Linked DNA regions of Homo sapiens: region 2 is linked to region 1. The links are chromatin loops, found by intact Hi-C in ENCODE. Cell type or tissue: GM12878. All regions are shown on one strand.

Region 1 (4,000 bases):
AGTGAACAGAGGTCGCGTCACTGTACTCCAGTCCGGGTGACAGAGCGAGACTGCATCTCAAACAACGACAACAACAAACTTTTTAACTGAAGTTTCAGGTTGTGATACAATTTATGTTGTGCTGGCCTCTTAATCTTTTTGTCTTTTCTCTGTAAAGGTTTACATAATATCGTGGGATATTGGGAGAAATTTTCTATTGGCACCATCAGAGCTTAGCTTATTCTTTGTGACAGATTTTAAATTATATATTCATTTTTACCTAATAAATATAGAATGACTTATATTTTTTATTCCTCATTGTGACTATTTTGGAAAATAGTGCTTTTCGAGGAATTTGCTCATTGCATCTAAATGTCTAAGTTTATTGGTATCAAGTTATTTATATTGCCTTCTCATTATCCTCTTATTGTCTTTAGGATCTTTATAACTGTATGTTGGTGTTTTATGCTTTTTCTCTATTTTTCTTCATTGGTTCAGGTAGGAGATTATCAATTTTATTAGTCTAAAAACTAATTTTAGGCTTCTTAGATTTTTAAGTATTGCATGTTTGTTTTTTATTACATTGATTTTTGTTCTTTATTATTTTCTTCTTTCTATTTCTTTTGGTTTTAATTTGATGATTATCTTCTAGGTTTCTTGAAATAGTTACTTAGGTAATTGCTTTTCAGCCTTTTTCTCCCATTATAAATGCATTTAATGCCACAAAGTTCCCTCTAAGTATGACATTAGCTGAATGCCATACATTGTCTGTTTTTTTTATCATTTAAAATATTTCATAATTTCCATTGTGATTTCTATGTTGACTTCTGGATTATTTAGAATAATCACATTTTCTTGTTAAATTGACTCTTTTATTATTATAAAATGTTCTTTGTCTCTAATAATAGTTCTTGTCTTAAAGTCTACTTTGTCTGATATAGCAAAGCTACACAATTTACTTTTGGTTATATTTTTTCTATCCTGTTAATTTCAACCTTTCATAGTTTCTATATTTAAAATATTTCTTTTAAGCAGCATAGTTTTTGGCTCATTTTAATTGAGTCTGACAATGTTTTCGGTTTTTAATTACTTAGTTCATTTACATTAATATAATTAATTCTATATCTGGGTTTAAATCAACCGTCTTATCCATTTTTCTATTTGTTCTATATTTTCATTGTTTTTTAATATTTATCCTTTCTTGACTTCTTTTAGATTAACAACCTTTTTTTGGTTGTGTTTTTGTTATTCCATTTCATGCCCCTTCCTTTATTATTAGTTACATATTCTCTTATTATTCGCTTGCCTTAGAGATTGCAAAATGCATTTTTGACTTTGTGAGTGTCCCTTAAATTAATGCTTTCACCACTTTTCAGACAGTGCAACGACCTTAGAATGCTTTATTATATGTAGTTTTGGAGACAGGGTCTCAGTCTGTCACTGGGGCTAGAGTGCAGTGGCACAATCACAGTTAACTACAGCCTCCACCTCCTGGGCTCAAGCAATCCTCCCACCGATGCCCCACCCCACCCCAGGGAAGCTGGGACTACAGGTGCGCATCACTGCATCTTGCTAATTTTTTAGATTTTTGGTAAAGACAAGGTCTTGCTATGTTGCCCAGGCTGGTCTTAAACTGGGCTCACGGGATCCTCCCACCTCAGCCTCCCAAAGCGCTGGGATTATAGGCATGAGCTACCACACCTGACCAGAACACTTTGATTTTATTACCTTCTTCTTGCCTTTTATACTATTGCTGTTATGTGTTTTAATTGAACATATAAGATCCTCAATAAAAATACTATTTAAAACTCAGTATTGACTTAGATTTATCCTCATGTTTCTGCTGGTTCTCTTCATTCCTTCTTGCACCTCCAGCTAAGATCAATCTCTACCTGCTTAAAGAAAACCTCTTCAGTTCTCTATTAGTGGACTCTGCTGGTAATACAGTCTCTCAGGTTTCTTGATTTTTTGTTTGTTTGAGTTTTTGAAAATGACCATCTCTGCAGCTTTTGAATCCTGTTTTCTCTGGGAAGAGAATTTCAGGTTGGCCATTGTCTTCTTTCAGGACTTGAAAGATGACAATGCATTTCTTTGGGCTTTTACAACTTCTGTTGAAAGTTAACTAGAAGTGTCATTGTATCTTTGAATGTAATGTGTTTTTATTCCCTTTTCTGTTTTAAAAATGTCCTTAAAATTTTCCCTTTATCCTTTTTACAATGTGCCTGGGTGTGGTTTTCATTACATGTATCCTGGGAGGATTCTTTAACCTGTGACTTGATATCTTCTATCACTTTTGGAAAATTACAAGCCAGATTATCTGCAGTGCATGTCAGACTTTTTCACCACGTCCCAGATGTCTCTTATGCCCTTTTTATATTTTCTACTCTTTGTTTTTCCTTTCAGGACTTCAATTTAGGTATTTTCAACTTACTTATTTTCCCATTCCTTAATTCCCTCTCCTGGGCTCAGTCTGGTGGTATTCTCATGGGGAAAGCTGGTCTGATACTAACCAGCCCATCGTAACTGAAGATATCCTCTGCAATCATTTTAAACTCTCTGGTCATTTTAATTTCACTTTGCTCACCTTTCTCAATTCTCTCTCCCCTTTATCTTACCGTGTTTCCAACTCAGTTTCTTCTCTTGAGTATTGCTTCACTTCTGGGCTCAAGTGATCTTTCCACCTCAGCCTCCCAAGTAGCTTGGACTGCAGGCATGAGCCACTGCGCCCAGCCTGTGTTTCTGAAATGGTTTCACTTTTTATCTCCCTGCTTTTCCATGCTCTGCCAACTCACATTTCATCTCTCTCTGTGCCTTGCCATGTCTTTCCTGGGCTCTCGAATTTGTGTTTCATGCTCTCCTTTGAAAAGACTAAATGCTTCATTAATTGCTTTTTTAAATTTCTGGCACTGCGTTTGGTTAACTTTTCATCTGTTTCATGGCAATGGCTTTTTTGGTGAGGGTTTTTCATGCCACTTCTCGACTGTTACTTTCATCTTTTCCTTTATTGTGGTATCTTTGTTTAGATCCTATGACTTTTAAGAAAAAATATTTTGTAAAGAGGTGAATTCTTCCTAGAGGCTTAGATTGAAGAGGGGCTAGTGCTATGTTCCCGGCTAAAGATGGCTGTGTGTGTATGTGAGAAAGTTCTTTTATCCTCTATTTTTCCCAGATACCATAAGCAGGGTAAGACAGTTTGCACCATGCTGCCTCACCATCAGAATGCCAGCCTAGCTTGTCTGTGTTTTTTCTCACTCAGTCCTGCCTTTCTTAGTTGTTCAGACTATGGATTTAACCAGCCTAGGGAGTCTCCAGTCACAAACCTCTAGACTGTTCCTATTGGTCCAAAAAGGGGCTGTTGGCTTTGCTACTCAGGGCATGTCCCTTACTTTGAGGAACTAGGCTTTCCTGGTTTGACTGATGGTTCCATCTGTGGGCATCCTCTCTCATTATCTTCCCACACGCCTGCTTGACCTTCACTGTATTTGGAAGTCCTTCCTCTTCTATTTTGGTTCAGGGTTCAGATGTCTCTTAATTTCTTTCAAGATAGAGTTTTGTTCCTGTTTCTTATTCTCCTTCTCACTTTTGGGTGATTTCTCAGAGAAGAGGGAAATGGTCCTCTTTATGCCACATTTAAAAACCACAGGCTTACCCTCAGAGTCTTTTGCATTCTGCATTATTTTTAGTTTCAGTTCTGTATCACATATAATCTTTTTATGTTTTTAGAGACAGGGTCTCACTCTGTCGCCAAGGCTGGAGTGCAGTGGCATGATCATAGCTCACTGCAGCCTTGAACTTCTGGGCTCAAGTGACCCTCCCACCTCAGCCTCCCAAGTAGCTGGGACTACAGGAATGAGCCACTGCATCCAGCCTGCATCATACATACTCTTTTAAGAGTCATTTAAGATTAGGATTAGGGACCTGAATTCAAGTTTAAATTCAGTCTTGCCTGGTGCTACCAATGCAAATAGCTCAACTGAAGTGACAGTCAAATCATCTGATACGGTCACACATGGCTAAACTT
Region 2 (4,000 bases), 120 kb before region 1:
GGCATTCTAGTTGAGAGCTCAGCTGAGGTCCCAGCTAGAAACTAGCATCAACATGTAATGAACATGCCTCCAGCTCCCAGCCATCAAGTCATTTCCAACTCTGAAATCTCCCCAGCTGAGTCCCCAGATCATGGAGAAGAGACAAGCTGTCTTTGCTGTCCCCTGCCTGAATTTCTGACAGAGTTTGAGAGCATCATAAAATGGTTATTTTATGCCACTAACTTTTAGATAGAAGTAGATAATAGATAAGTAGAGCATGAGATGAGAATATAATTATGTACTGATGTCAATTCTTCATTATACTAGGAAAATACTTAAAGCCCAAATTTTGATCACGAATGAACATCCTCATCTTCGTAAATGTAGTGCAGTCTAATTCCACAGCTAATTTCCTAATTGCTGGAATAAAGAATCAAGGAAGAATCACAAGATAACATATATGTTTTTCTCACCATTATTTTGGCTCTAGATGTGGTTAGAGAGTTCTAGGGTTCTTAGATGGTCCAGCCAAGGAGGAATCAGGCTAAACATGCAGTGGTTTGGAGACAACCCATGCCAGTGTTAAATATTTGGGCAAGATTCACAGACAGGGCAGGTCCCAACAGGGCATATAATATTAGAGAGAATGACAGAACAATGGGGGAAAAGGGCCATGTTACTGCAGAGATGAAAGAGTAAAAAGAGAAAAAATAGTGAATACTAAAGAATTTTCATTATTTATGAGGTAAGAAGTTTTAATTGTCCTCCTAATAGTCTGAATATTTTATATTTCTCTCTCAAAGCAAAATTCTTTGTTGATGCAGTCTGCATTTCGCTAGTCTGGAGACATTCATAGATGTACTTTAAACATGAAGGCCTAGGAGGAACAAATGCTTCCCTGTTCCTGCTACATCAGAATGGAAACTGCAGTGATGACAGCAAGGGTGGGGACACCTTCTGTTGCCATAGCCACTTTGGTAGCTAAGTGTCTGATTTCAGTGGATAGTAATAATTTTTAAGGATAAATTTGCCTTGCTGTCATTTAAGGAATAAATATACTGACAGAATAAAACATACTTCTAAAAACACACACTGTAAAATAACTGGGTTCTTAAATCCATGATGTGGGCTCCTTACCTGAAAGCCCTATTGACACCACTGCCAGCCGTTCAATTGTTACTAAAGGGCGCTCACTAGAACAGGTACTGGTGCCTGACTAGTTGTTTCTGGCAAACAGGAAGAGCAACTATACCATTACGCTGAATCTTCTAAGCTAACTTCCTTTACATCTATGGTCCTCCGGGGAGCAATCATTAAGGGCTGGGAGTGAACACAAAATAGCTGCTGGAGGGACTGTTTTATCCAACTCAAAGAAAGCTCTCTCTCACCTTTAGGCACCAGAACAGACTTTCACCGCATATAGAAAGAGAATCAGCACAGTATGTCTCTTTACAGATGTGAGAAGGTATCAAAAGACCAAATAATTTGGTTGTGAGGAGGCAGGAAAAGTGTCTCCAAATTCACATGCATGTACCTATTTTCCTTAACACCTGAGGTAAAACCATCCCCCTGTTATCACAGGGAAGCTGTATTTAAAAGCGGTCTCTCCAAGTCACAAGACTGGGTTTCGCAGGTCTGAGATCCTTCTCTGGGGGCCTGCGGGCAGACCCCTGGTAACTGGGGGCAGCAGTGGTCAGTACATCAAAAGCAGGGATAGCCACAAGAGAAGCCTCTAAGGAGTTACACAGCTGATCATCTCACAAAGCAAGGGGAGTTTCAGCTGAGTAACAGCCCTTCGTACACGACAGGGGAGGCATGCTACACAATTGCATGATGTGCACATTCAAACTTAAACCTGGTTTCCCACACACAACACTTAGAAATAATCATATAATGTGATTTACAATTTGCTATTCCTTCTTCACCAAAATGAGCAAGGGGAAAGAGGAGGGAGAACCACAGGAATCCCCCAGAAGGAACCGAAAGTATGTTAATTATCTTATTAAATATACTTACCTTTTCTGCTGATATGAACTGAGTCCAAGTGTTGTCTCGGTCTGTAAAAGGAATAAAATAATGATTAAAAAACTGAAGCCAAATATTTATATTACAGACATATGGAATATCCAAAATATTCTATTTTAGTTTCAACATTCATTTTATACCCATTTGGATTTTAAGGTTAAACCTGGTCTCCAAATCACATACAATGACTAGATCAAATTGTAAACACACATGAAGTAACAGAAAGTAATGCGATGGATTTTTAAAAGTGTGCCAAACCGACACATCCTGAGAACAGCCCCTTTGACAATCACTTTGTGAGGCTGCTGTGCCTCGGACTGTTCCCTGCTCACTAACTGCTTGCCAGGTGCTGGTGGTAATGATTCCCACTGTCATGGAACTCAAGGTACAGTGGGTGGTGTGTGTGAGGGAGATAGTCATTTAAAAATACATATTTATATACTGAAATAGGATTATCAAAATATTGAAAAGGTGCTGTGAACAGGAATAAATAGTTGCCATACTTAAACACATCATGAAGGAAGGCCTGTCTGAAGAGACAATATTTACATAAAAACCTGAAGGATTAAAAAAAGCAGTGTGGCAGTGGGATGGATGGTGGTAGAGAAAACAGCACATGTGAAGGCCCTCATAGAGAGCAGAGGTTGGTATGTTCAAGAAACAGATGGCAGGTCTCTCTGCTGGAGCTGGGAGAGAAGGAGAAAATGAGACTGGAGGGCTAAGCAGAGGCCAGATAATGCTCTGCCTTGTAAGGAAGTCATGGGAAGAAGTTTGGTCTACTTTAGGTTTTAAAGATAAGGAAGATGAGAAAAAGTAGGAAGTTGGAGGCAACAGCTGTAGTTCAGGTGATGAAGAAATGGAAGTTCTTATTGATGTACGAGAAAATGCCAATGCTATAAGGAATACCATCAGTGAACTTATCCCAAAAGGTTATCTGCTACATCAAAATGAGAAAAAACAGCATTATTTTTTCCCAATAATATATATTATTTTGAAATAGTATTTTGGAGACTGTTTATGCAGAAAATGTGGCAGATGTAGAAAACTGTCCTAATTTTTTCAAGATGCGTACTAGGTAAAGTGTAAGGGTGTCCTTAATTTTCTTTGAGATGTCTTGGCAAAATAATTTGTGTGTGTGGGGAGGTGTATGGATAAAGCAAACACAGCAAAATGGTAATAACCGTTGAGTCTGGGTGGTAAATGAGTTGGTATTGGTTGAGCTCTTCTATTTTCTGTAAAGAAAAATTTCTTTAACTTTTTATTATGAAAATTACATCTATTCCCCATGCAGTGGGAGAAAATATTTATAAATCAAATATCTGATGAGATTAATATCTAGAATATATCAAGAACTCCTGCAACTCAATAACAGAAGAACAACCAAACTAAAAGGTGGGCAAAGGACTCAAACATTTCTCCAAAGAAAATACACAAATGGCCAGTAGGCACTTTAAAAGATGCTCAACATCACTAACCATTAGGGAAATGCAAATCAAAACCACAATGATACCACTTCATACCTGTTTGGATGACTACTATTTAAAATTTTAAAAAGAAAATAAGGATCTTTGGCAAGGATGTGGTGAAACTGGAACCTTTGTGCACTGTTAGTGTGAATATTAAAATGGTGTAGCCACTATGGAAAACAGTATTGTGGTTCCCAAAAAAATTAAACATAGAATTACCATACGACCCGCAATCCCACTTCTGTGTATATACCCTAAAGAACTGAAAACAGGGGCTCAAAAAGATACTGCATGAACCCACATTCACAGCAGTATTATTCACAACCATTAAGGGGTAGAAGCAACCCAAATGCCCATTGACAGGTGAACAGATAAACAAAATGTGATTTATACATACAAGGGAATACGATCCAGTCTTAAAGAGGAAGAAAATTCTGACACATGCCACAACAATGTAAAAGCGTTCCTATTTCTCCACATCCTCCCCAGCATCTGTCGTTTCCTGACTTTTTAATGATTGCCATTCTAAC

The links. Hi-C counts contacts between places; a loop is a spot of excess contacts. Peaks named below come from ENCODE experiments on the same cell type or tissue, not always from the same donor. Only the 100,000 strongest peaks of a DNase experiment are listed, where the experiment ranks them.
Region 2: a loop joins it to region 1, with 5 times the contacts of the local background. A loop is called at or near these places in 1 of 110 quality-filtered maps.

The regions. Positions count from the first base shown.
Region 1 is chr2:98,023,796-98,027,795 of GRCh38, forward strand. No RefSeq gene overlaps it. Among named protein-coding and RNA genes, the nearest start is that of TMEM131, 30 kb to the left of the region's middle. RefSeq lists silencers at 3,231-3,290, 3,941-4,000 and an enhancer at 3,681-3,800. In GM12878, a CTCF peak has its summit at 1,902; DNase peaks (open chromatin) are centred at 3,446 and 3,946; H3K4me3 peaks cover 1,771 bases; H3K27ac peaks cover 2,036 bases.
Region 2 is chr2:97,906,663-97,910,662 of GRCh38, forward strand. It overlaps TMEM131 (transmembrane protein 131), which reads right to left. Exons shown (of 41, transcript NM_015348.2): 3 at 1,996-2,036. Among named protein-coding and RNA genes, the nearest start is that of TMEM131, 87 kb to the right of the region's middle. RefSeq lists an enhancer at 1,486-1,595. In GM12878, no CTCF peak of the experiment used is centred here; a DNase peak (open chromatin) is centred at 1,808; H3K4me3 peaks cover 1,098 bases; H3K27ac peaks cover 3,659 bases.